Linked DNA regions of Homo sapiens: regions 1 and 2 are each linked to region 3. The links are chromatin loops, found by intact Hi-C in ENCODE. Cell type or tissue: dorsolateral prefrontal cortex. All regions are shown on one strand. Links, peaks and the distances in the headings refer to the core of each region. The heading gives the core; the rest is flanking DNA.

Region 1 (8,344 bases), core at 96-8,095, 560 kb after region 3:
TGAAAAGATGCTCATCATCACTAATCATCAGGGAAATGCAAATCAAAACAATGAGATATCGACTCATACTCACTAGAATGGCCACTAACAAAAGAGCAGAATGTAAGTTGAGCATGTGGAGAGCCCTTGTGCACTGGTGATGGGAATGTAAAATGGTGCAGGTAGTACAGAGAGCAAGCAGTAAGGAGATACTCCTAAAATTAAAAAGACAATTAGAATATGATTCAGCAATCCCACTTCTGGATATATATCCAGAAAGAATTCAAAGCAGGATCTTAAAGATAAATTTTCACCCATGTTCATGGAAGCATTATTTATAATAGACAAGGGGTAGAGTGGAAACAATCCAAATGTCTATTGACAACGAATGGAAAAGGAAAATGGTATATACATAAAATGTAGTATTATGAAATCTTTAAAAATAAAAGAATATTCTGTCACATGCCACAACATAGGTGAACCGTGAGGGCATTATGCTAAGCAAAATATGCCAGTTGCAAAAGGACAAATACTGTATCAGTCCACTCATATGAAGTATCTAAAGTAGTCAAATTGTAGAAAAGAAACAGCAGAAATGTGGTTAGCAAGGGCTGGAGAGAAGAGAAAGAGGGAATTATTAGTATTTAGTGGGTACAGAGTCTTAGTGTTATAAGATGAAAAAAATTCTAGAGATTGGTTGCACAATAATGTAAATATACTTAACACTATTGAACTGTACACTTAAAAATGGTTAAGATTGTAAATTTATTGTTATGTGTTTTTCTACAATAAAAAATGCAAGCAAAAAAAGGTGAAGAAAAAATAAAAACTTTCATAAACACAATTTGAGGTAATTTTTGCCCACAGAACTGACTTGTGAGAAATGTTAAAATAAGTTCTTTAAAGAGAAGAAAAATGATATAGGTCAGAATCTTAGATCTACATAAAGAAAGTAAACATCCTGGAGGAGAAATAAGTAAAAGTAAAATAAAAACTTCTACTTTTCTTATTCTTACTTGATTTTACTTGTGAACAAACAAATAGCAGTTTGTTCAAAATAGTAACAGCAATAATATATTCAATTATGTATGCTATGAATGTATAACATATATAAGTGAAATGAATAACAGCAATGATATAAGGGATGGAGGGTAGAAATTAGGAATATTTTGTTATTATTGGGAACTTGCACTACCCACAAAGAAGTATAGTGTTATTTGAAAGTCAAATTGGATTAGTTGTAAATGTACAATGCAAACTCTAGGGCAACCACTAAAAAAGAAAATACATACACACATATAAATAACATTAATATGCTAAGAAAGGAAAGTGGAATCATTATGAAATACTTAATTAAAACCACAAATGATGAAAAAAGATTGAAAGAGAAAAACAGAAACAGGGGCAACAAATACAGAACAATGATAAATATAATAGATATTAACCCAACTACATTCATAATCACTTTAAATATCTATGTCCTAAATATGCTAATCAAAAGATTGTCAGAGTGGATCAGATAAAAAAAATAAGACCAGCTATATTTTGTTGAAAAGAAACCCACTTTAAATATGAAGACACATACCCTGGTGTGATTCCATCCTGCGCGGCTGTTCTCTGGAGCAGCAGTCGTTTATCTCTGTCCACCTTCTCTCCCACCTAAGTGCGTGTCACCACCCCATGGAAGATTTGATGGACATGGACATGAGCCCTCTGAGGCCCCAGAACTATCTTTTCAGTTGTCAACAAAAGGCCGACAAAGATTATCACTTTAAGGTGAATAATGATGAAAATGAGCACCAGTTATCTTTAAGAACGGTGATTTCAGGGACTGGAGCAAAGGATAAATTGCATATTGTTGAAACAGAGGCAATGAATTATGAAGGCAGTCCGATTAAAGTAACACTGGCAACTTTGAAAATGTCTGTACAGCCAATGGTTTCTGGGGGCCTTGAAATAACACCACTGGTGATCTTACGGTTGAAGTGTGCTTCAGAGCCAGTGCATATTAGTGGACAGCACTTAGTAGCTGTGGAGGAAGATGCAGAGTCAGAAGATGAAGAAGAGGAGTATGTGAAACTCAAGTTTATCTGGAAAGCGATCTGCCCCCGGAGGTGGCAGAAAAGTTCCACAGAAAAAAGTAAAACTTGCTGCTGATGCAGAAGATGATGATGAAAATGACGATGATGATGATTTTGATGATGAGGAAACTGGATAAAAAGCACCAGTGAGGAAATCCATACGAGATACTCCAGCCAAAAATGCACAGAAGTCAAATCAGAATGGAAAAGACTGAAAACCATCAACACCAAGATCAAAAGGACAAGAATCTTTCAAAAAACAGGAAAAAACTCCTAAAACACGAAAAGGACCTAGTTCTGTAGAAGACATTAAAATGCAAGCAGTTCATCAATTATGTGAGGAGTGCTTCCGGATGACTGACCAGGAGGTTATTCAAAATCTCTGGCAGTGGAGGAAGTCTCTTTAGGAAAATAGTTTAAACAATTTGTTAAAAATTTTCCATTTTATTTCATTTCTGTAACAGTTGATATCTGGCTGTCCTTTTTATAATGCAGTGAGAACTTTCCCTACTGTGTTTGATAAATGTTGTCCAGGCTCTATTGCCAAGAATGTGTTGCCCAAAATGCCTGTTTAGTTTTTAAAGATGGAACTCCACCCTTTGCTTGGTTTTAAGTATGTATGGAATGTTATGATAGGACATAGTAGTAGTGGTGGTCAGACATGGAAATGGTGGGGAGGCAAAAATATACATGTGAAATAAAACTCAGTATTTTAATAAAGTAAAAAAAAATTAAGACACATAGATTAAAAGTAAAGAGATTGACAAAAATATCATGCTAACCCTAATCCAAAAAATGTGAGAGTAAGCATATTTTCAGACAGAGCAGACATCAGTGCAAGAAAAATCATCACAGATAGAGAGGCATTACATAATAATAAAGGGATCAATTCTCCAAAAAAAAAAAAAATAATAATAACAATATGGCCAGGCACGGTGGCTCATACCTGTAATTCCAGGACTTTTGGAGCTGGTGGATCACTTGAGGTCAGGAGTTCGAGACCAGCCTGGCCCAACATAGTGAAACCCCATCTCTACTAAAAAATACAAAAATTAGCCGGGCATGGTGGTCTGCACCTATAGTCCCAGCTACTTGGGAGGCTGAAGGAGGAGAATTGCTTGAACCTGGGAGGCAGAGGCTGCAGTGAGCTGAGATCGCACCACTGCACTCCAGCCTGGGCAACAGAGCGAGACTCTGTCTCAAAATAAATAAATAAAAAATTTTAAAAAATTATATATATACATAACTATATATATAACAATATTTAATGTGTATGTACCTAATAACAGAGTGCCAAAATATATAAGGCAAAAATTGATAGAACTGCAAGGAGAAACAGATGAATCTGCTATTATAGTTGGAGACATCAACACCCCTCTATCTGAAATGTACAGATCCAGCAGGCAGAAAATCAGTAAGGACACAGTTGAACTCAACAGCAGCACCAGTCAACTGGATTTAATTGATATACACACTACTTCATCATCCAACAAGAAATAGAATATACATTCCTTTCCAGCTCACATGGAACATTCATCCACGGAGAGACCACATTCTGGGACATAAAGTATACTTTATTTTTTAAAAATAAGTCTTACAATATTACCATGCAGAGCACAATGGAGTTAAACTAGAAATATATAATAATATATAAATACAGATAGCTGGCAAATTCCCAAACATGTGAAGATTAAAAAACACACTTCTGAGTAACAAGCAGGTCAAAGAAGAAATCTCAAGAGAAATTTTAAAATATTTTGAGCTAAGTGAAAATAAAAATACAACATATCAAAATTTGTAAAATGCAGTGATGTTACCAAAATGGCAGAGTAGAAGCAATCTGAGTTGATTTTCCCGTACAGAAAATGAAAAACAACTATACAGTGACAACATTATCACCATCAATATTCCAGAACTCAAAACTGAGGCTGTGACAATCCTTGGTGTCACAAAAAAGTGAAAAATTAAGAGAGAATGGACTTTTCTATCCATGATGCCCCTCGACTTCTCTATCCATGATGCCCCTCCCTTAAGTTATTAGGCACTGGATAAAAAAGTCTCCCAAGACTTACGGTTCCTATCCTGGAGAAACTGAGACTAAGGTAGACAGCCAGTTTCCCTACCGTCTAGGGTTACTATGCAGGAAAGCTGTTCCTGCCTCAACCCACAGGAAGCATTGCTAGTGCCTGTTGGGAGAAAATCTGAAGACAGCTATGGACAAACGTGGAAGTAGGGCTAGCAACTCCAGCAAAGGAAACTTGGGGCTGCTCTTCATCTCAGCCAAAGGAGATGCCAAATCAGAGGGACAGTGGATCAGCAGCAGTAGGAGGCACATTCCACGGGTCCTCTGCGCACAAACTCCTAGCTAATTCCCTTCCCCACCAACCCCAGCCAGGGAATCCCCTTTGGAACATCCCCTAACCCAAGATGGTCAGTGCGCCGAACGTTTGTGAAAGCCAGGCAAACCTGGGCTTAGGGTGCCATCTAGTGCTGAAAAGAAGGCAGTGATCTAAGTCTAAGAGAATGCAACAAACGACACCTGAAAGACCAAGCAAAGGCAGATAGCAAAAACTAGAATAAATAACAAATCAATATGAAGACATAAATGTACATCTGTAAGAAACAACATCAAACAGGGAACCACGACCTTCCCAAATTTACAAAGCAAGGAGCCAGTGACACCCTACCAACCTGAGATGAAGATGTGTAAGTTCTCTGATCAAGAATTCAAAATAGCAATTTTGGAGAAACCTGGGGAACTCCAAGATAGCAGAGTAAAACACTTTAGAAACTTACCAGAAAAATTTAACAAACAGATTAAAAAATTAAAAAAATAGAAATCTTGGAACTGTGAAATACATTGGCTGAACTGAAAATGCATGAGAGGGTTTTGACAGAACTAATCAAGCAGAAGAAAGAATCAGTGAGCTCAAAGACAATTTGAAAATATATAAAGAGAGGAGACATAGGAGAGTAAAAAGGAAGAACACATATAAGATCTAGAAAATAGCCTAAAAAGAGCAAATTTAAGAGTCATTGGCCTTCAAGACATAGTTAAGAAAGAGCAAGGGGTACAGAGCTTATTCAAAGAAATAATAACAGAAAACTTTCCAGATCTATAGAAAGATAAATATCCAGGCATAGGAAGGTCAAAGATTACCAAACAGATTAAACTCCAGTAAGACTATCCCAAGGCATACAATAATCAAATTCTCAAAGGTCAAAAACAAAAAGAGGAGCATAAAAGCAGAAAAAAAAGAAGCATAACATATAAAGAGCTCTAATTCATCTGTTAATGGACATCTAGTAGAAACCATACATGCCTGAATGGAGTGGGATGACATATTAAAAAGCTAAAGGAAAAAAAAAAACTGCCAACTGAGAACAGTGTCCCCAGCAAAGCTATCCTTCAACCATAAATGAGAGATAATGACTTCTGAAGACAAACGAAAGCTGAAGGAATTCATCTTATAAAAAATGTCAAAGGTAGTTCTTCAATCTGGAACAAAAGGACACTAACATGCAACAAGAAAATATCTGAAGTTATAAAAGTTATTGGTAAAAATATACAGACAAATTTAGAATACTCTAATACTGTAACTGTGGTATCTCTAGTATGAAGACTAAATCTACCAAAGTAAAAACTACAACAATCTGTTAAAAGTCAGGCAATATAAAAAGATGTAAATTGTGTCAACAAGAGGTCAAAATGTGTGTGGGGGATGAAATTACGATGTAAAGTTTTTTGTCGTTTTCTTTGTGATCAACATTGAGTTCTCATATATTCAGAATAACTTATAAGATGTTTTTTGTAAGCCTCATAGTAACCACAAAGCAAAACACCTATAATAGGTAACACTAAAAATAAACAGCAAGGAATTAAAACATACTACCAGAGAAATTTGCACAATCATAAAGAAAGGTGAAAGAGAAAGAAAGAAAAGAAAGTAAAAAAGGAGTTACAAAACAACCAGAAAACAAACAACAAAATGACAGGAGGAAGTTCTTACCTATCAATAATAACAATGTAAATGAACTAAATGTTCTAATTAAAAGACATAGAGTGATTAAATGAATAGAAAAACAGAACCCAATGATCTGCTGCCGATAAGAAACTCACTTTACCTATAAAGACACATAGACTGAAAGTAAAGGGGTGGAAAAAGATATTCCATGCAATTGGAAAACAAAAAAGAGCAAGAATAGCTATATTTATATCAGATAAAATAAACAACAAACACTTAAAAAGAGACCCAAAAAATCACTATATAATGATAACTGACATTTACAGAACACTTCATCCAGCTCTGTGGAATATACATTCTTCTCATCAGCACATGGAACATTCCCCAGGACAGATCACGTTAGGAGAAAAAACAAGTCTCAGCAAACTCAAAAAAGTCAAAATTGTATCAAGTATCTTTTCTGACCACAGCAGAATAAAACTAGATTTTTATTCTTTTTTAAAGGGGAACTTTGGGCCAGGTGTGGTGGCTCATGCCTGTAATCCCAGCAATCTGGGAGGCTGAGGCAGGCAGATCACTTGAGTCTAGGAGTTTGAGACCAGCCTTGGGCAACATGGTAAAACCTCATCTCTACAAAAAAATTAGCTGGGTGTAGTAGTGCATGCCTGTACTCTCAGCTACTTGGGAGGTGGATACTGCACTGAGCTGAGATTGTGCAACTGCACTCCAGCCTTGAGCCAAAGAGTGAGACACTGCCTCAGGAAAAAAAAAAAAGGAACTTTGAAAACTATAAATATGTGAAAATTAAACAACATGCTCCTAAATAAAAAATGGGTCAATAAAGAAATTAAAAAGGAAATCTAAAAATTTTTTTGAGCAAATGAAAATGGAAACACAGCATATCAAAATCTATGGGACAAGCAAAAGCAATACTAAGTAGGAAGTTCATAGCAATAATCCTCCATCAAAAAGGAGAAAAACTTCATATAAACAACTGAACAATCCACCTCAAGGAACTAGAAAAACAAGAATAAACAAAATCTAAAATTAGTAGAAAGAAATAATACAGATCAGAGCAGAAATAAAATTCAGACTGAAAAATACAAAAGATAACTGAAAGAAAAAAATTGTTTTTTGAAAAGATAAAGTCCACATACCTTTTGCTAGACTAACAAAAAAAGAGAAAACACTCAAAGTATAAATGAAAAAAATTACAATCAATACCCTAGAATATAATGATCATCAGAGATTTTATGAATAATTATATGCCAACAAATTAGATAACCTAGAAAAAATGGGCAAATTCATAGACATGTACACCTGTCAAGACTGAACCATAAAGAAAGAAAAAGCCTGAACAGACCAATAGCAAGTAATGAAACTGAAACAGTAATTAAAAGTCTCCCATCAAAGAAAAGCCCAGGACTGGATGGCTTCACTGCTGAAAACTACCAAACTGGAAAGGAAGAAGTCAAATTAACCTTGTTCACAGATGACATGATTGTATATTTTAAAAACCAAAGAAAACTCCATCAAGAAACTGTTAGAGGCTGAGCATGGTGGCTCACACCTGTAATCCTAACACTTTGGGAGGCTGAGGCGGGTGGATCACTTGAGGTCAGGAGTTCGAGACCAGCCTGTCCAACATGGTGAAACCCCGTCTCTACTAAGAATACAAAAATTAGCCAGGCGTGGTCGTGGGTACCTATAGTCCCAGCTACTTGGGAGGCTGAGGCAGGAGAATTGCTTGAACCTGGCAGGCAGAGGTTACAGTGAGCCGAGATCACACCACTGCACTCTAGCCTGGGTGACAAAGCTAGACTCCATCTCAAAAAAAAAAAAAAAAGAAGAAAGAAAAGAAACTGTTAGAACTAATATAGCAAATTCAGTACAGTTGCAGGATATAAAATCAACATACAAAAATCAGTATCATTTGTATATGCCAACAGCAAACAATCTGAAAAATAAGAAAGTAATCTCATTTACAATAGCTACTCTGGAGAGCGCAAGCTGTAATCCTTGGTGGCTTCCATGTGGTATTAAGGCTGTAAGTGTGCAGCATTCAAAAGAATACAAGTGGGCTGTGAACCAACCACTTGCTAGATAGATTAGCATTACTAAAAAAGAGCCAAGTGCTAATATCCAAGACAATTTAAAAAAAAAAAAAAGCCTCAAAAGGCAGCTCCTCCCATCACAAGCCCAGAGGCCTAGGAGGAAAGAATGGTTTAGTGGGTCAGGCCTGCGGAGCCTCTGCCCTGCACCATCTTAAGAGGCTGCTCCCTGCATCCTGGCTGCTCCAGCCTCAGCTCAAAAGGGCCC
Region 2 (8,344 bases), core at 96-8,095, 270 kb after region 3:
CAAATTGTCCATCAATGGCCAGGTGCGGTGGCTCACGCCTGTAATCCCAGCACTTTGGGAGGCCGAGGTGGGTGGATCACAAGGTCAGGAGATCGAGACCATCCTGGCTAACACGGTGAAACCCCGTCTCTACTAAAAAATTAGCTGGGCATGGTGGTGGGCGCCTGTAGTCCAAGCTACTCGGGAGGCTGAGGCAGGAGAATGGTGTGAACTTGGGAGGCGGAGTTTGCAGTGAGCTGAGATTGCACCACTGCACTCCAGCCTGGACGACACAGTGAGACTCCGTCTCAAAAAAAAAAAAAATTTGTCCATCAATTTGGTAGTACCAGAGGGAATACCTGTTTCTCCACATTCTTACTGATCTTTCATTGTTTTTTTATTGCTAGCTAGGTTGAGCACTTTTACACATGTGTTTTGAATTACCTATTTATGCCCTTTGCTCATTTGCTCATTTTTCAGTTAGGTTGCTTTTTGTTTTTTTTTTTTTTTTTTTTTAGTCAATTTGTAAGAGCATCAAAATTTAAAAAAAAAATCCATGTATTCACCATCTGGCTTCAATATATCTACTCATGGCCAATATATTCTCCCACCTATTTCTATCCCAGGCAAGGATTATTTTGAAGCAAATCCCTATTACATTATTTCATTTGTTAATATTTTACTAAGTAAATGTAAAAGACTAAAACTCTTAAAAATATCTACAATCTTATCATCACTTAGAAAGATAACTCTCTTAATGTAAATATTCAGTGTTCATATTTTCTCCATTAGCTCTTACATTTTTAAAAATAATTGCCTTGATATCACCAAATATTTAGCCAGTGTTTACATTTTTTCCATTGCCTCATAAATCTTTTTCAAAAAATTTGTTTGAATCAAGATCTAAGGACCATAAGTTTTATTCATTTGTTATTGATATGTAACAACAGTACATATTCATAGGCTACATGTGACATTTTGATACATGCATATAATGTGTAATGATCAAATCAGGTTATTTAGAATATTCATCATCTCAAATATTTATCACTTCTTTGTGTTGGGAACATTGCAAATCTTCTCTTCTAGTTATTTTGAAATATACAATAAATGATTGTTAACTATAGTCATCCTGCTGTGATATCAAAAACTAGTACTTATTCCTTCTAACTGTATATTTTTCACCCATTAACCAACCTCTCTTCATCCTCTGCTCCCCTAGTCTTTCAAGCCTCTGATAATCTTTCTACTCTCTACCTCCATAAGAACCACCTGATTAGCTCCTTGACTGGCTTATTTCACTTAACATAATGACTTTCAGCTCCATCTATGTTGTTTCAAGTGACAGGATTTTATTCTTTTATTTATTTATTTATTTATTTTGAGACACAGTCTTGCCCTGTCGCCCAGACTGGAGTGCAGTGGCACAATCTTGGCTCACTGCAACCTTTGCCCCCAGGGTCAAGCAATTCTCCTGCCTCGGCCTCCTGAGTAGCTGGGATTACAGGTGTGAGCCATTGCACCCAGCCAGGATTTTATTCTTTTTATGGCCGAATAGTATTCCATAACAGTATTCCTGTTATCAAAAAGCTGTTATCTTTTTGATAACAGCTATTTTAACTGAAGTGAAACGATATCCCGTTGTGGTTTTGATTTGCATTTTCCTGATGATTAGTGATGTTGAGCATTTTTTTCATATACTTGTTTGCCATTTGTATTTTTTTTTTAGAAGTATCTATTCGGATGATTCACTCATTTTTAAAATAATATATATATCTTTGCTATTAAGTTGTTTGAGCTCCTTATATATTCTGGTTATTAACCCCTTGTCAAATGAATAGTTTGCAGATATTTCCTCTCATTCTATAGGTTGTGTCTTCACTCCATTGGTTGTTTTCTTGCTCTGCAAAAGCTTTCAGCTTGATGTAATCCCATTTGTCTACTTTTGCTTTGGTTGCTTCTGCTTTGAGATCTTACCCAAGAAAATCTTTGGCCAGAACAATGTCCTGTAGAGTTTCCCCAATATTTTCTTCTAGCAGTTTCATAGTTTCAAGTCTTACATTTAACTCTTTAATCCATTTTGATTTGAATTTTGTCTGTTGAGAGATCGAGGTCTAGTTTCATTTTTTGGCATATGGATCTCCGGTTTTCCCAGCACCATTTATTGAAGCAGTTGTTCTTTCCTCAGTAAATGTTTGGTGCCTTGTTGAAAGTCAATTAGCTGTAAATATGTAAATTTATTCCTGGGTTCTCTATTCTGTTCCAGCGGTCTGTGTGTCTGTCTTCATGCCAGTACTATGCTGTTTTGGTTTTGTAGTATGTTTTAAATTCAGGTAGTGTGATGCCTTTAGCAAGGTCCATAGATTTTAATTAGTGCCTTTTAAGTCTCTGAATTTATAGATTATTTCCCTCATTTGTTGAAGAATTCTGGTTATTTTCCCTATGGAGTTTCCCACAGGCTGGACTCTCTGATGATACTCATGGTGTCATTTAACATGTTTCCATGCCCTGTGTATTTCTTGCATACTTTTAGTTAGATCTAAGGCTTGATCAGACTCAGGGCTGATGTCTTGACAAGAATACTTGAAAGATTGTGTTGTACATTTCCAACAAGGCCACATAGTTCTGGCTGGCTCTTTGTGAAGTTAGCAGCCATTCGTGATTGTGTTGTTGTGGATCCACTCAAGAAACAGAAGCCATTCGTTAATTCAAATACTGGAAGTTTCATAAAAAGAACGATTAAGATAAGTGATACGATTTAGCTGTGTCCCCACCCAAAATCTCATCTTGAATTGTAATCCCCATAATCTCCACGTGTCAAGGCAGTGACCAAGTGGAGGTAATTGGATCATGGGGGTGGTTTCCCCCATACTGTTCTTGTGATAGTGAGTGAGTTATCTTGAGATCTGATGGTTTTATAAGCGTCTGGCATCTCCCCTGCTTGCACTCACTCTGTACTGTCACCCCATGAAGAAGGTGCCTGCTTCTCTTTTGCCTTCCACTGTGATTGTAATAATCCTGAGGCCTCCCCAGCAATGCGGAACTGTGAGTCAATTAAACCTCTTTCATTTATAAATTACCCAGTCTCAGGTATGTCTTTATTAGCAGTGTGAGAATGAACTAATACCATAAGATAAGAGAGTACCTATGAAGACATAAAGAGACTCCTGAAGAGTACCCTATGTCTAGGGGAGAGTACTCAAGGAAAAGCAAAACTGGAAGGGGTGGGCTCTTCCCCAAGGCTGCGATTCCAACATTATTGGAGCAGGCAAGCATGTGGCCTACTAGATAGCAGTTAAGTTCACTGGGCTGTCCAGCCAGAGCCGGTCCACAGCCTCCAGGCCAGCAGGAAAGAAACCAATGAGTGCAGGTGCGTTAAGTCTGGGAGGTGAGGCCTCATGTGTGCAATGGGTGGAGGGTCTGGTGTGCAATGCTCATGTTGTGTGGGCCCAGGGAAACAACATCCTGGGGTGCAGGCCAGCTGATGCTGGAAAGCAGTGCCCAGGAAGAGTTGAGACTCCACTGCAGATGTTAATCCACATCCCAAGGACTGAGGTGAGGTTCACTGGGCCGAGTCTGGGGCTCTGAGGTCACTGAGGGACTGTACATTCTGGGTATATGGCTGGGGCAGAGCACCACTGGGTAACTCACACACGCACTGTTGACAGACCATGCAGCTGGAGCAACAAAAAACAAAGGTCAGTACCCTGGAACCAGGAAGAAAAGCCCCCCTTCTCCTACAGTGTCCCTCCAGCGCCCTCTACCGACAAAGCTTCACATCGATCTCACTGTAAAGGGGAAATGCTTGAAGAGTCCATTCCATTACCCCAGAGCAGTTACTGAAGGGTGGATGTGGGGCTGAGAGGCAATAAATTAATAACTGGCATAATGATCAGTGGCTAGGTTCATTATTCATTAGGGGTTGCAAAATGGTGATAATCTAATTCTATCCATCTTCCTACATTAGGTTGGAAGGCTTCTAGTGGGAGAAACTTCCCACATCCCCTCTTTGGTGAGGCCCCAAGGCAAAATGTGCACAAAAACCTGGCTCCCACCCCACTGCCACCACTTTCCCTCTTCTTACCTAGTGTAGATCCTTAGGGTCTTAGTAATTTTTAAATTCACCTTATCTTTAATTCCAGGTCTGATCTGAACTCTACTTCTGGCCTCTTGGCATCTCCTTTTCGCTCTGGTCCAATGCCTAACTTCAGGTCGAAACTATTTTCTTACCACCTCCTGAATCTTGACTCTGCCCATAAATTCCCTGAAGAGAATGTATGGGAAGTGGCACTTCTCATTTACATCTCCTGTAATCCTCGCAAACACCTTATGAGATGGGTGTTATTGTCTGGGTTTTACAGATGGGGAACCCAACTAAGGCTTAGAGAGGTGAAGCAAGGAATGAAGAGCTGGGGTTAGAGCCTGAGGCTGCTCACCTCTGAATTGTGAGAGTTGGAGGCCCAGAAGGACATGCTGCCTTCCGCAGATTCCTCTTCAGGTAACATCAAACTCACATGCCTCCTGGATTCTCACCAGTTCTCTGTTTTTTCCTGAATTTCCAGGTCATTACAAATGTTCTTCACATTGTCTCCTGCTAGCTTCACCACTGAAAACTCCCCATCTCTCTTACAGGATCACTTCCTCCAGTATCCAATCCAGGTCTTTATTTTCAGGCCTGGATTTCTTCTGAAACAGTTGCCTAATGCTATTTAACTGCATTTACTTCCCCACAACTTAATTGCATTTTATTTTCTCTTGTCTCAGATTACTGGGACAGACACCTAAATCCTCTCTAGTTCTGAAGATACTGTTTTTACCTCCTCCATCATCCACTCTCCTGCACTCTCCCTACACAGAGAAGGGAATGAGAATAGAGGTGAGAACTTCTCTTCCCAGAGGTAGGTATGCTACTGGGGGTGGGGGTGGGGGTGGGGGATGGGGTGTAAAGAAGGAAATAAACAACTGCCAGACCTGGCACTGACATTGAAACTCTCTTCATTCTCCACTTCAGAAAACCATGACCCAGCTATGAGGTCTCTATCATTCCAGCTATGTAGAGACAGCTAAAAATCATGGTGAAACCTCCGCTGTCCTTTCTTTCTTCTCCAGTTCATCCTTCCTCATTCAACAACTCACCTGCTACTTTTCCTTTTCTCTCGAGTCATCCCCTCCACCCTACAGTTATAGCTCCCAACTCCTGATCATCCTGAGCCCCTTCCCCTCCATTCCTTCCTCTTGGTCCGTAGCCCCTCTCTTCCTCTTTCCTTCCTCTTACCCAAGCTTCACTGGCAAAATCAAACAACATAACAAAAGAATGGGGAATAAGCAAACAGCTGCCTACCCTTGCTTGGAAGTCCCTGGGAAGCAGCTTCCTTCACCTCCATTGATTCTGAGTCTCTGCGCTTCGGAGTGTTTGGCCCTCGTTCAAGGCTACGGTGGCCATGGACTCATTGTGTTGAGATGAAGGTAAATCCAGGCAGTTTCTTTTTTTAGATGCAATTGTGTTTCTGGAAAAGGCTGCACATCACATAATAGGAAATCCTGAGAGGGTGAAGACTGTTTCCTGCCAGTTGAAGCATTGTTGTCTTTGGCTGTTCTGACAATAGCAGAAACCTTCGAGTAAGGTGGAGGGGCCGGGAGGGAAGAGCTGGCTGCGTTGGGGTAGATGAAGAGTGAACTGCGGAGTCGGGGAAAGTGGAGATTGCCAGGGACAGTGATATAAACTAAGTGAAAGCAAATAAGTTGTAGAACCCTGCCAAAGGATGAAACCAGCCAAGAAAAAAAAAAAAAGAAAAAAAAGAACTCTGATTACTTCGAAAAAATATCTGTCAAAATGCTCTCAGCTAGGGGAAGACATTGTCAGGTTATTATGGGCTTTTTTTTTTTTAATATAAAAAATGGTCCATGAAACAAGTAGGTATCTAATGGATCCTGCTCGGGGATGGTAATGATGACAGTCAGTGATGATGACAATGATGGGGATAGTGATAACTATATTGGAGAAAGTCACAGCTTCATTCATTTAAAATAGAAATGCTCTCTGCTGTAGAATCTTTAGACCTAAAAAAATAGAGGCTCTTTGGGGATCTATGGATAGTTCTGGAGCAGGGGCTTCTCATCTTTTAAGTGCATATGAATTTCCTGGGATCTTGTTAAAATGCAGGTTCTGATTCATACCCTGGGATGAGCCCGAGATTCTGCATTTCTGACCAACTCCCAAGTGAGTTCTGCTGGTCGTTTAACAGATCCATCCTCTTTCTACACTCGGGACTAAAGGCGCTTTTTCCTACTTCAGGTGCAATGACTTCATGTTGGGGACTTGAAATTGGCCAGTGCTATATGTGAAAATCAGGGCTTTTTTCTCCCCCTACTTTTTTTTTTTTCCTCTTTCTTTTTGGAGAGCTGGTTTACCAGCATACTTTTGGAGTGGGAGAATGACCACTGTGTGGTCCATGGACCCACGAGGCCCATTTTGAGACTGATGTGGGCCGTTTATCACAAGGTTCTGTATGTTCCACTCTAACAGGGGGCCATGGTGGTGCTTGGGTCAACTGTCATTCGTGTCCACTCAGATCCTATGTCTAATAGTCCTTGAAAGATCTAGGGGTTCTCCTTTCTCCGGTGTAGAATTACTCAGGTAAATGGCTAAAGGAGTCTCTGGGGAGGATTGGGGGAAGAGCTACCACAGATATTTGGTGTGGTTTGTTGCAGCATCCTTCCTCAAAGGGACCTGACCTCCCCTTCAATCAATGAGTCCTGGATCTTAGAGCTGACTCACATGCAGAAACTGGGTGAGGGATTGTGATTTTTATTATAGCAGCTGACACCAGCCTTCTGCCCACTTGCTCTTGATCTTTTCAGTGACATAAGTCAAGCCAGGCCCTCACTGGCTGCCCGTGATCTCACCTGCAGACACACCATGGTCTATCAGCCACCCCGAGGGGTCCCCGCAGGTCAAGGCTCAGGGTTGTCTTTCTGCTGTGCTTCTCATTACGACAATTACTTCCACCTTGCCTCTGATGGTTCAGTGCCTCCACCTGGACTTTGGTATTCCAGCGTGGTATCATTCCCATTGACTATGAAGCCCAATTCTAAGGCAGCATCTCCTGCAAAAGAACCACTGCAGAAGTTCTCAGGGACACTGATGCCTCCCTAACTAGTGGACGCCTCATTACTGTAGTAAAGGGAGAATTCTCTTTGCTTTTTACCAGGATATTAATCCTCAGTCACTAAGCTCTTCCTTATCCAGCCTTATTTTCTGTCCCTGCCAACCCTGACTCAACACTGTCAAGATCCATTCCCATTCATGTTCTCCCAGTCCCTGCCAGTATTTATTACCCAGGTCCTGTGGCTTTCCTCCCTTGCAGGGATGCTGCTTCGCTGCCTGAACCTTACTGAGACTTGACCATAATTGATCTACAGCAAAGGGGAGAGGCAGGAGCAGATCTTCAGGACAGCAAACATTGTCTGGGAAGGTACCTGACTCAGGGGAGGTCTTTGTCTAATCATCTCCTCTAGCAATTAAGAGGGGCTAACTTCTGCCAGTCCAGTGGTTCCTGGGAATCTGGGGGTTCATGTTCTCAGGAACATCACCCCAGGCTCCCCATCTTGGGTATCAGGGCCCTATATCTTTCTTATCAGGGACCTCACTTCCCATAGGAGATACACCAGGGCTGTGAATTCAACTTCCTTTGTTACTAGAACACTCTGAAAAAGAGGGCCTGAACCTGTTTTTTTTTCCTGATCTGCCTTCCAGCTGCAGGAGATGAAGGTTTTTAAAATGCTTCCCTGGAAGCCTTCTGGCATCCACACTATGTTCTAAGTTGATGGTTGGCTGATCTGAACCTGTCATTTTCTTCTTTCGCGGTTCCAATTACAGCTAAAGACAACTAACCATCTCTACAGACTTTTGCTACCATATTGCTCAAGTGCCAGAGCTATTGCATAAGCTGATGTGTCTCCTTCCAGAGGACTCCATCTTAGTTCACTGCATATGAGGATCTTACAGAACTCAACCGCAAAATGAGTATGATGAGAATCTTACAGAATCTTTCAAAACTCCACTCAACACCAGCTATGGGGTCTTGTGACCATTGGGCTGATAAATGATCCAATTCCACAATCCCATCCCGAGGGTCTGCTTCCCAGGAGCACTTCTAGCCCCAGCTGTCTGAGACTGGGTTATCATCTCCAATTAGATCACAATGCAAGGATTTGAATGCAAGTAGTTTATTTGCAAGGGGACCCAGGAAGCATTAGTAGAGACAGAGAAGGTAGGAAGCCAATAAACAGCATGTTTTCAGGCAAGTGGGGCACCCGGGCTTAGACCCACTGGGGAACTGGGCAGCCTTCCTCAGAGTCAATC
Region 3 (8,344 bases), core at 59-8,058:
GATTTGAAGTGGGTAGGCTTGCAAACATTTTGCATTTGCTTGTAGTTATAAAAACTCAGAAATGCTTAAGAAAAAAGAAATGTTGTTAATATTAAGCCAATTGTGCATTTTATCCCACGTCTATTTTCATTTACTGGCCCCCATTGGAGACCAGAATGATGAAGAATATCACCAAGTTCTTTTAATTAAAAAATTTAAAGAAGACTCGCCTCTCACAATGAGGAGTATTCTTGCATATTTTCATCTTCTACTTCCCTTTCTTTTGAATCCCCCATCAATCTTCAGTCAAAGTAGTATCTATTTCATGCACTTTGATCACCCATGAAGAAGTGGTTTATTATTATTTTTCCTCTCTGAAGAAGGGCCCTTTGTCTCTCTCTCTGCTCCACTGATGTTGTAATCTAGGCTCTTCTAAGAGCAGAAACTAAAATATTGAGAGGTTGCTGCTTAAGTGACTACACATTGAGACAAAACGAGCTCCTCTTGGATCTCCACACCTGTGACCATGACAATTTAGAACAGAAGAAAGGTCTTGAACCCATACCATGGTATTTCATCAATTCTAAGATGCCACTGATTGTAGGAAGGACCATTATTTTATATATCACTAAGAACAAAAAGGAATGTTGCCAATTAAACTATGATGTGGTGTCTTAGCTGTAATACTTATGCAGTAATTGATTATACTAACCTCTCATTGCTTTGACAATTCTTTCATCTATTCTGAAGGATTTGGCAAGATCTCCAAATATATTCAGGATGCATTTCATAGCATGTGCTATGCCAATGTTTCTCAAATTTGACAGGGCACATAAATCACCTGAGCATCTTGTTAAAAAATGTTAGGTTCTGACTGAGTAGGTCTGGGGGTAGGCCTGAAATTCTGCATGTCTGATACATTTCCAGGTGGCACCGATGCTGCTGGTTGCAAACCAGTCATTGAGTAGCAAGGTGACAGGTCATCTTTTACATACATCTCCCTAACCAAATGTAGCTCCTCTTCATCTACTTGTGAGTCTTTTCCTGTCTTAGATCTCATAAACTACTTGCTTGTTGCTTTATAGAAAAACACAGGATTATAGTAATTCCTCTAACAATGAATATTTCCTTTACAAATAATCAAACTTACTTTCCACCTTTGCTAGGCCTTTCTTTGTATGCCTTTTTGTTTCAGCATTGAATTATACTGTAAAATTTTTGAAGACATTTTAAAGAGCACTTAAGCTGAACATATCCAATAGGAACAATGCACACGACTCAACAGAAGTGAAGGTATATAAGCCAGGTGCAGTGGCTCACACCCATAATCCCAGCCTCTGGGAGGCTGAGGCAGGAGGCCAGGAGTTTGAGACCAGCCTGAGCAACATAGCAAGACCCCTGTCTCTAAAACCTAAAAAAGAAAAATAAATTAAAAATAGTAAAGTGAAGAGAATATAAACAACTATGACCAGGTTCATGAATCACAGGCAATGACATCTCTGTCACAGCTACTGCCTGGCCAACAGCAAACACAAGATACCATCAGATTGTATGACTCATCCCAATTTCTCTGCAGTATTAAAATAGGAAAACGGTAGAATTGTGAAACACCGTATATTTAAAAGAGCAAGACAATAAGAGGGCAAGAAAAGATATAAGAAACAAAACTACATAAAGTGCTTTGCATTTATTTGTTCATTCATGTTTTCTTTATTGAGTATTGACCATAGGTAAGGCAGTACACTCTGAGGTAATAGTGGTGAACAAGCAGTTCCCCAGCTCCTGCCCTCAGATACCTTACAATTCAGCAGGGAGACTGACATTAAGGAAATAGAGTCAATCTTCATTATTTGTGGATTCCGAATTTGTGAATTTGCCTTTGGGTCAGTCTACTAGGGCTGCCATAACAAAATACCACAGACTGGGTGCTTGAGCAACAGAAATATATTTTCTCACTGGGGACTATAAGTCCAAGATTGGGGTGCTAGAAAATTTGGTTTCCAGTGAGACCTTTTTTCCCAGCTTGCAGTTGGCTGCCTTCTCACTATTGGTCATGTTGTGAAGAGGGAAGGAGAGATACAGAGACAGGAGAAGAGAGGAAAGAGGAGGGAAGGAGGCTTCTCTGGTATCTCTTTCTCTTCTTATAAGGGCACCAGTTCTATCAAATTAGGGCCCACTCTTATATAAGACTGCATTTAACTTTAATTGCCTTCTTAAAGGTCTATCTCAAAATACAGTCACATTGGGGGTTAGGGCTTTAACATATGAATTTTGGGAGGATACAGGACAGTCTATAATAGCCTGCCTGCTAAAATTTACTTGTAACCCCCAAATCAATATTTGCAGCACTTCTGTGGTCATTTATAGACATGTGCAAAGCAGCAAGAAATTTGTATTGTCTATTGCACACGTTCCTGAGGCTGAACAAGGTGACTCCCTGACTTCTTATTTTGGCTCCCATATTGTAAACAAGTATTCTTTTTGTGGTCTATTATTCCCATATTTTTCTCATTTTTGTGCTTTTTGTTGGTGATTTCACAGTTTAAAATGGCCCCAAACATCGTGCTGAAGTGCTGTCTAGTGTTCCTAAGCAGAAGGGTGCAATGTGTCTTACAGATAAAACATGTTAGATAAGCTTCATTCAGGTATGAGCTGGCCATGATTTCATTGTTAATGAATCAACAATATATACTAGGCTGGGCGCAGTGGCTCATGCCTGTAATCCCAGCACTTTGGGAGGCTGAGGCCGGTGGATCACTTGAGGTCAGGAGTTTGAGACTAGCCTGGTCAACATGCTGAAACTCCATCTCTACTAAAAATAAAAATTAGCCAGGCGTGGTGGCATATGCCTGTGGTGCCAGCTACTTGGGAGGCTGAGACACGAAAATTGCTTGAACCTGGGAGGCGAAGGTTGCTATGAGCTGCCATTGTGCCACTGCACTTCAGCCTGGGCAACAGAGCCAAACTCCATCTAAAATATATATATATATATATTTCATTTTATATATATATTTCATTATATGTATATGTGTGTGTGTATATATATACACACATATGTATATATATATACACATATGTATATATACACATATACATATAATGAAATTCTTTAATGGCAACACACCTAAAACAAGGTTGTGTATTGACCAGTTGATGAAAATGTGACCAGAGGTTCGCAAGATCCTAACCGTATATTTCCCCTAAAAGCAGTGGTTCAATATTTGCAACTTCATGGAACACGAACTACCAAAAATAACAATAACTGTAACTGAAATTAATTGTTTAATAATTGCAGTGTGAAGACACATTATAAGATTCTATGAGAAGGTTCTATAGAAGCATCATAAACATCTATATTTAATATATTCATTCAACATATTTGCAGAGTGAAAAAATACTGCATATCAGAAAAAATAATAGATGAGGGGAGAAATTAACATTGGAGTCTCATTATGCAGTATATAGCTCAAAGTGTGATGGGCTTTCATGAGTTCTGCTGGGTATTGTTTATTTGTTCATTTTTTTGTGTTTTTAACAAAATAAGATTGCTACAATAGTAGGACTTTCAAGGCTGTGAGTTTTTCAGTTCCAAATTTGGAATCTACACTAAAAACTGTGAATGCATCTGGAGTGGGGGGAGCCAGGGGACTGGAGGGCGGCAGCTTTTTGCTGTGGTGGATGAAGATAGGAGGTTAGGGAAAATACCAGCCCCTGGTAGAAAGTAAACCCAGAAAGAAATTTGAAAATTAAGAAGTTTCTCTATTCTTGGCTCCTACAAGGAAGCAAAACAAAGAAAGAAAGGCGTAGATCAGTTTTTAAAGTTTTTGTGATAATTACCTTTTTTCCAGTTTGAAAACATTTTCTAATTAAATAATTTGATCTCATATACATAAGGGAGGCACTGAAGTGATTATTTTTCCAGTTCCATTAAGGGCTTGTGTTCTGACTTACAACCACCAGGTGGAGACAAAACAAAACTAAAGTATTTCCCATATTTTGAGCTTTATATTGAATTTGAGCAATTCTTTAAATCAGGAGTATGGAGAATTTTTTTTTTCTTTTCTCTTGTGAATAAGCCACTCACAGGGCCAAAAACTTCATAGATCAAAGATCACATACAAATTCAAAACAAGCACAATTTTTGAAGAGAGCCATAATGTGTTCAAATCAATATCTGTTAAAATTAAAACTGGGAAACATGTATATTTTAAATAAGTTTTTAAAAAGTAAATATATTTTCATCCTGCAGGAGCCAGATTAAAAAAAATAAAATTTTCAGGTGACACTATGGCCAGTTAGAGAATGTGAAAGATGAAGTAGAGAAAAATAGGAAAAAACAAAACAACAAGGAGAAGAAAGAAAGAGGAAGAACAAAGCAGACACAGACACAGACAGGCATACACAGAGTGAAACACTGAGTGGCTGAAGCTGGCCTAGAGTGTGAGATTGACACACAGAGACAGCCAAGGTCCATGCCTGTTATGGGGCCAGCATGGTTTTGATCCTTCTTCTCCAAGTGTACTGAGGGTATCCGGGTCAGCAGTCCCACAGAGCTCTTTAAAAGGCTGATTAACCTCCAACCATCCCCTTTCTGAACTGCGAATTGGTTCTGCTTTTATTTTCAAACTTCAAAGTTTAATTTCAAAATGAAGATTTCTCTTTCCATCAAAATTGAAAGATTTTTCCCACTCCATGTAAAGGGGGTAGGAAAACCCCTTTAAAAACTCGAGTTTCTAAAAGTTCCCTCTTTGTAACTTTAGAAATTTGGGGGTGATATAGTTAATATTCACAGGTGGTCAGGTAGCCTTATTCCTGTTATTTTTTATTTGGGGGTTTCTCATTTCATAGTAGTTGGAAGTTATAATTCTAGTGGCCATATAATTGTTCTGAACCTTATTGACAATCAAACCTACTGTGTGCACGTGTGCGTGTGCTAGCAGTCACATGCCCGTGTGCCTATTTAGAGCCCTGTGAAGATGTTCTACCAGAGGAACAAAGACAGAATTTCCTCTCTGGGAAGATGGGGTAACAGCAGACCCTTCTGTCTGCCTATTGAAGGATCCAAAAGTTTCAGTCACCATAGCTCATCACAAAGAGGAGGAAATGGCCCTCACTCTGCAGTTCACTTCTCATTATTTACAAGGAACTGGATGCAATGAAGTTAGGAGCAAGGTCCTAGTAATGAGCTGAACTTCTCCATGAGTCTCATTGTTCAGATGAAATGTGGGGCACAGTTTGTCATTGTAACTAGAAAGTAATGGGGGCGGGGTATTGGAACGAGCCTGTTTTAGAAAAACTCATCTCATAGGCATTGTGAATCATTACAATTTATCACATTTGAGACTTTGGTAAAAGTATATGAAAGTTGGTAGCCTTTTGATAAAAATGTCACATTTCTTCCTATAACACTTGGGGAATTTTAAAAAATTGGAGCAAAGGCTGGGCGCGGTGGCTCATGCCTGTAATCCCAGCACTTTGGGAGGCCGAGGCAGGCGGATCATGAGGTCAGGAGATTGAGACCATCTTGGCCAACATGGTGTAACCCCATCTCTACTAAAATACAAAAAAATTAGCTGGGTGTGGTGGTGTGTGCCTGTAGTCCCAGCTACTCGGGAGGCCGAGGCAGGGGAATCGCTTGAAGCCGGGAGGCGGAGGTTGTGGTGAGCCAAGATCGCGCCACTGCACTCCAGCCTGGTGACAGAGCAAGACTCCATCTCAAAAAAAAAAAAAAAAAAAAAAAATTGGAGCAAAAAAATAAAAAGCCAACACTGTCTTGTCATTTAACAAGTACCTACTTACTTTTTAAGAGCATTAAAATTGCCTCACTGGAAGCCAGCTGTGTGACCTTGGGCTACTCATTCAACCTCTCTGGGTGTCTGAGTCTCAAAGGTGGAGCATGCAGTCCTGGGGACATGGGCAAGATGATCCATTGAGGAGCTGGAGGAAATGTTAGAAATTTTACTTATAATTTTCCATCTAAAATGTAAGGGAAAATGTTAAGCTTTACTAATATTTGGTATATGGATTGACTGAGTACAAGTATATAATTTGATACCCAAAGGACTATAAATCAGGCTGCTATAAAGACACATGCACACGTATGTTTATTGCGGCACTATTCACAATAGCAAAGACTTGGAACCAACCCAAATGTCCAACAATGATAGACTGGATTAAGAAAATGTGGCACATATACACCATGGAATACTATGCAGCCATAAAAAATGATGAGTTCATATCCTTTGTAGGGACATGGATGAAATTGGAAACCATCATTCTCAGTAAACTATCGCAAGAACAAAAAACCAAACACCGCATATTCTCACTCATAGGTGGGAATTGAACAATGAGATCACATGGACACAGGAAGGGGAATATCACACTCTGGGGACTGTGGTGGGGTCGGGGGAGGGGGGAGGGATAGCATTGGGAGATATACCTAATGCTAGATGACACGTCAGTGGGTGCAGCACACCAGCATGGCACATGTATACATATGTAACTAACCTGCACAATGTGCACATGTACCCTAAAACTTAAGAGTATTAAAAAAAAAAAAAAAAAAAAAAAAAAAAAAAAAAAATGCATGCACATGAAAAAAAAAAAAATTGCTTTTGGCTGTAAAGTCTGTTTTATCAGATCCGTTCATTTATTCATTCACTGATTCAATTAAAATAAACATTTATTGAACATTTATTGTTTTTAAGGAATGTCCTAAACACTGGAGATACAGTAGTGAACAAATGAGAAAGTCCCTACTCTCTTGGATCTGACAGATCTTATATTTTATTTGGAGATCACAGACAATAAACAAAATATAAAAAAAAAAAAAAAGTATATAATTTGTACATGTACAAATTAGGGGGTGCCTGTTCAAAAATGCTTTCCTGTTACTGGTTTATGATTATAAAATATATGGAGATTACTGACCTATATCATTCAAAGATTAAGCCAGATTTGGTGTTTTTTTTTTCTTTTTTCTTTTTCTTCTTTTTTAGACAGTCTCACTTTGTCGTCCAGGCTGGAGTGCAGTTGGTGCGATCTCAGCTCACTGCAACCTCTGCCTCCCAGGTTCAAGTGATTCTCGTGCCTTGGCCTCCTGAGAAACTGGGATTACAGTTGCGCACCACCACAGCTGGCTAATTTTTGTATTTTTTTAAGTAGAGACAGGGTTTCACCATGTTGGCCAGGCTGGTCTCGAACTCCTGACCTCAAGTGATCCAACTGCCTCAGCTTTCCAAAGTGCTGGGATTACAGGCGTGAGCCACTGCGCCCGGCTGATTCAGTATTTTTTCAGATTGCCAGTTACAACCTGCTTGATGGGTTGTGCAAACAATTTAGTGAATTTTTAAAGAGTGAAATAAAATATCAATGTCATTGCTCATAGTAAGAATTAGGTGTTGTCTGTGAAAATTTACAGATGAACACATGTGTGAGTACTGGGTTCTGATGTAAAGTGTATCTCCCATTGTGGGTCATCTTTTGAAAAATTGAAAGCAACGGGTGAGAGCAGTGTTTCTCAAAGTGTAGTCCTCAGACTATCAGCAGTATCACCTGGGCATTTATTAGAAATGCAAATTCTCTAGGCCCATCTAAGATTTACTGTATTAGAAATGTGGGGTGCAGTCCACAGCTGTTTAATGCTTAGGTGATTTTTTTTTTTTTTTGGTGTAGTTCTTTTTTTATTTTAGTCAACTATTTTCAACTCTAAAATTAAAATAAAAAAATAGGCCAGGTGCCATGGCTCACACCTGTAATCTTAGCACTTTGGGAGGCCGAGGTGGGCAGATCACTTGAGGTCAGGAGTTTGAAACCAGACTGGCCAACATGGTGAAACCTCGTCTCTAGTAAAAATACAAAAAAATTAGCTGATTGTTTTGGGGTCGGTTGGGGGGAAGGCGCCTGTAATCCCAGCTACTTGGGAGGCCGAGGCAGAAGAATCGCTTGAACCTGGGAGGCAGAGGTGGTAGTGAGCCGAGATCACACCACTACACTCCAGCCTGGGTGACAGAGCTCAAAAATAAAATAAAATAAAATAAAATAAAATAAAATAAAATAAAAAATAATAAAAACATTGTATAATGAAAGTTTACCTTTATGATATCTTCTGTTAACCTCAGCACTATTTTTACCTTGTATTTTTATATGTATTTTATGACATATTTTTGCTTTTTGCCGTTTATTTTATTTTTTAATCTATTCAATTTGACACCTAGCCATTTATTTTAATTTTATTTATTTTTGTTTATTGTGGTAAGAATACTTAAAGTGAGATCTACCCTCTTAACAGATTTTTAAGTGTGCAATACATTATTGTTAACTATAAACACAATGTTTTACAGCAGATCTCTAAAACTTATTCATC

What was found. Peaks named below come from ENCODE experiments on the same cell type or tissue, not always from the same donor. Only the 100,000 strongest peaks of a DNase experiment are listed, where the experiment ranks them.
Region 1: a loop joins it to region 3, with 4 times the contacts of the local background. A loop is called at or near these places in 20 of 110 quality-filtered maps.
Region 2: a loop joins it to region 3, with 8 times the contacts of the local background. A loop is called at or near these places in 88 of 110 quality-filtered maps.

What each region holds. Positions count from the first base shown.
Region 1 is chr3:149,933,113-149,941,456 of GRCh38, reverse strand. All of the region lies in intron 8 of RNF13 (ring finger protein 13), which reads right to left. It also overlaps the pseudogene NPM1P29. Among named protein-coding and RNA genes, the nearest start is that of PFN2, 34 kb to the left of the region's middle. In dorsolateral prefrontal cortex, for the core only: CTCF peaks have their summits at 4,338 and 4,543 (motif pointing left); a DNase peak (open chromatin) is centred at 4,506; H3K4me3 peaks cover 268 bases.
Region 2 is chr3:150,223,347-150,231,690 of GRCh38, reverse strand. No RefSeq gene overlaps it. Among named protein-coding and RNA genes, the nearest start is that of LINC01213, 11 kb to the left of the region's middle. In dorsolateral prefrontal cortex, for the core only: a CTCF peak has its summit at 3,731 (motif pointing left); a DNase peak (open chromatin) is centred at 3,740.
Region 3 is chr3:150,491,361-150,499,704 of GRCh38, reverse strand. No RefSeq gene overlaps it. Among named protein-coding and RNA genes, the nearest start is that of SERP1, 51 kb to the left of the region's middle. In dorsolateral prefrontal cortex, for the core only: CTCF peaks have their summits at 3,739 and 3,945 (motif pointing right); a DNase peak (open chromatin) is centred at 4,429; H3K27ac peaks cover 548 bases.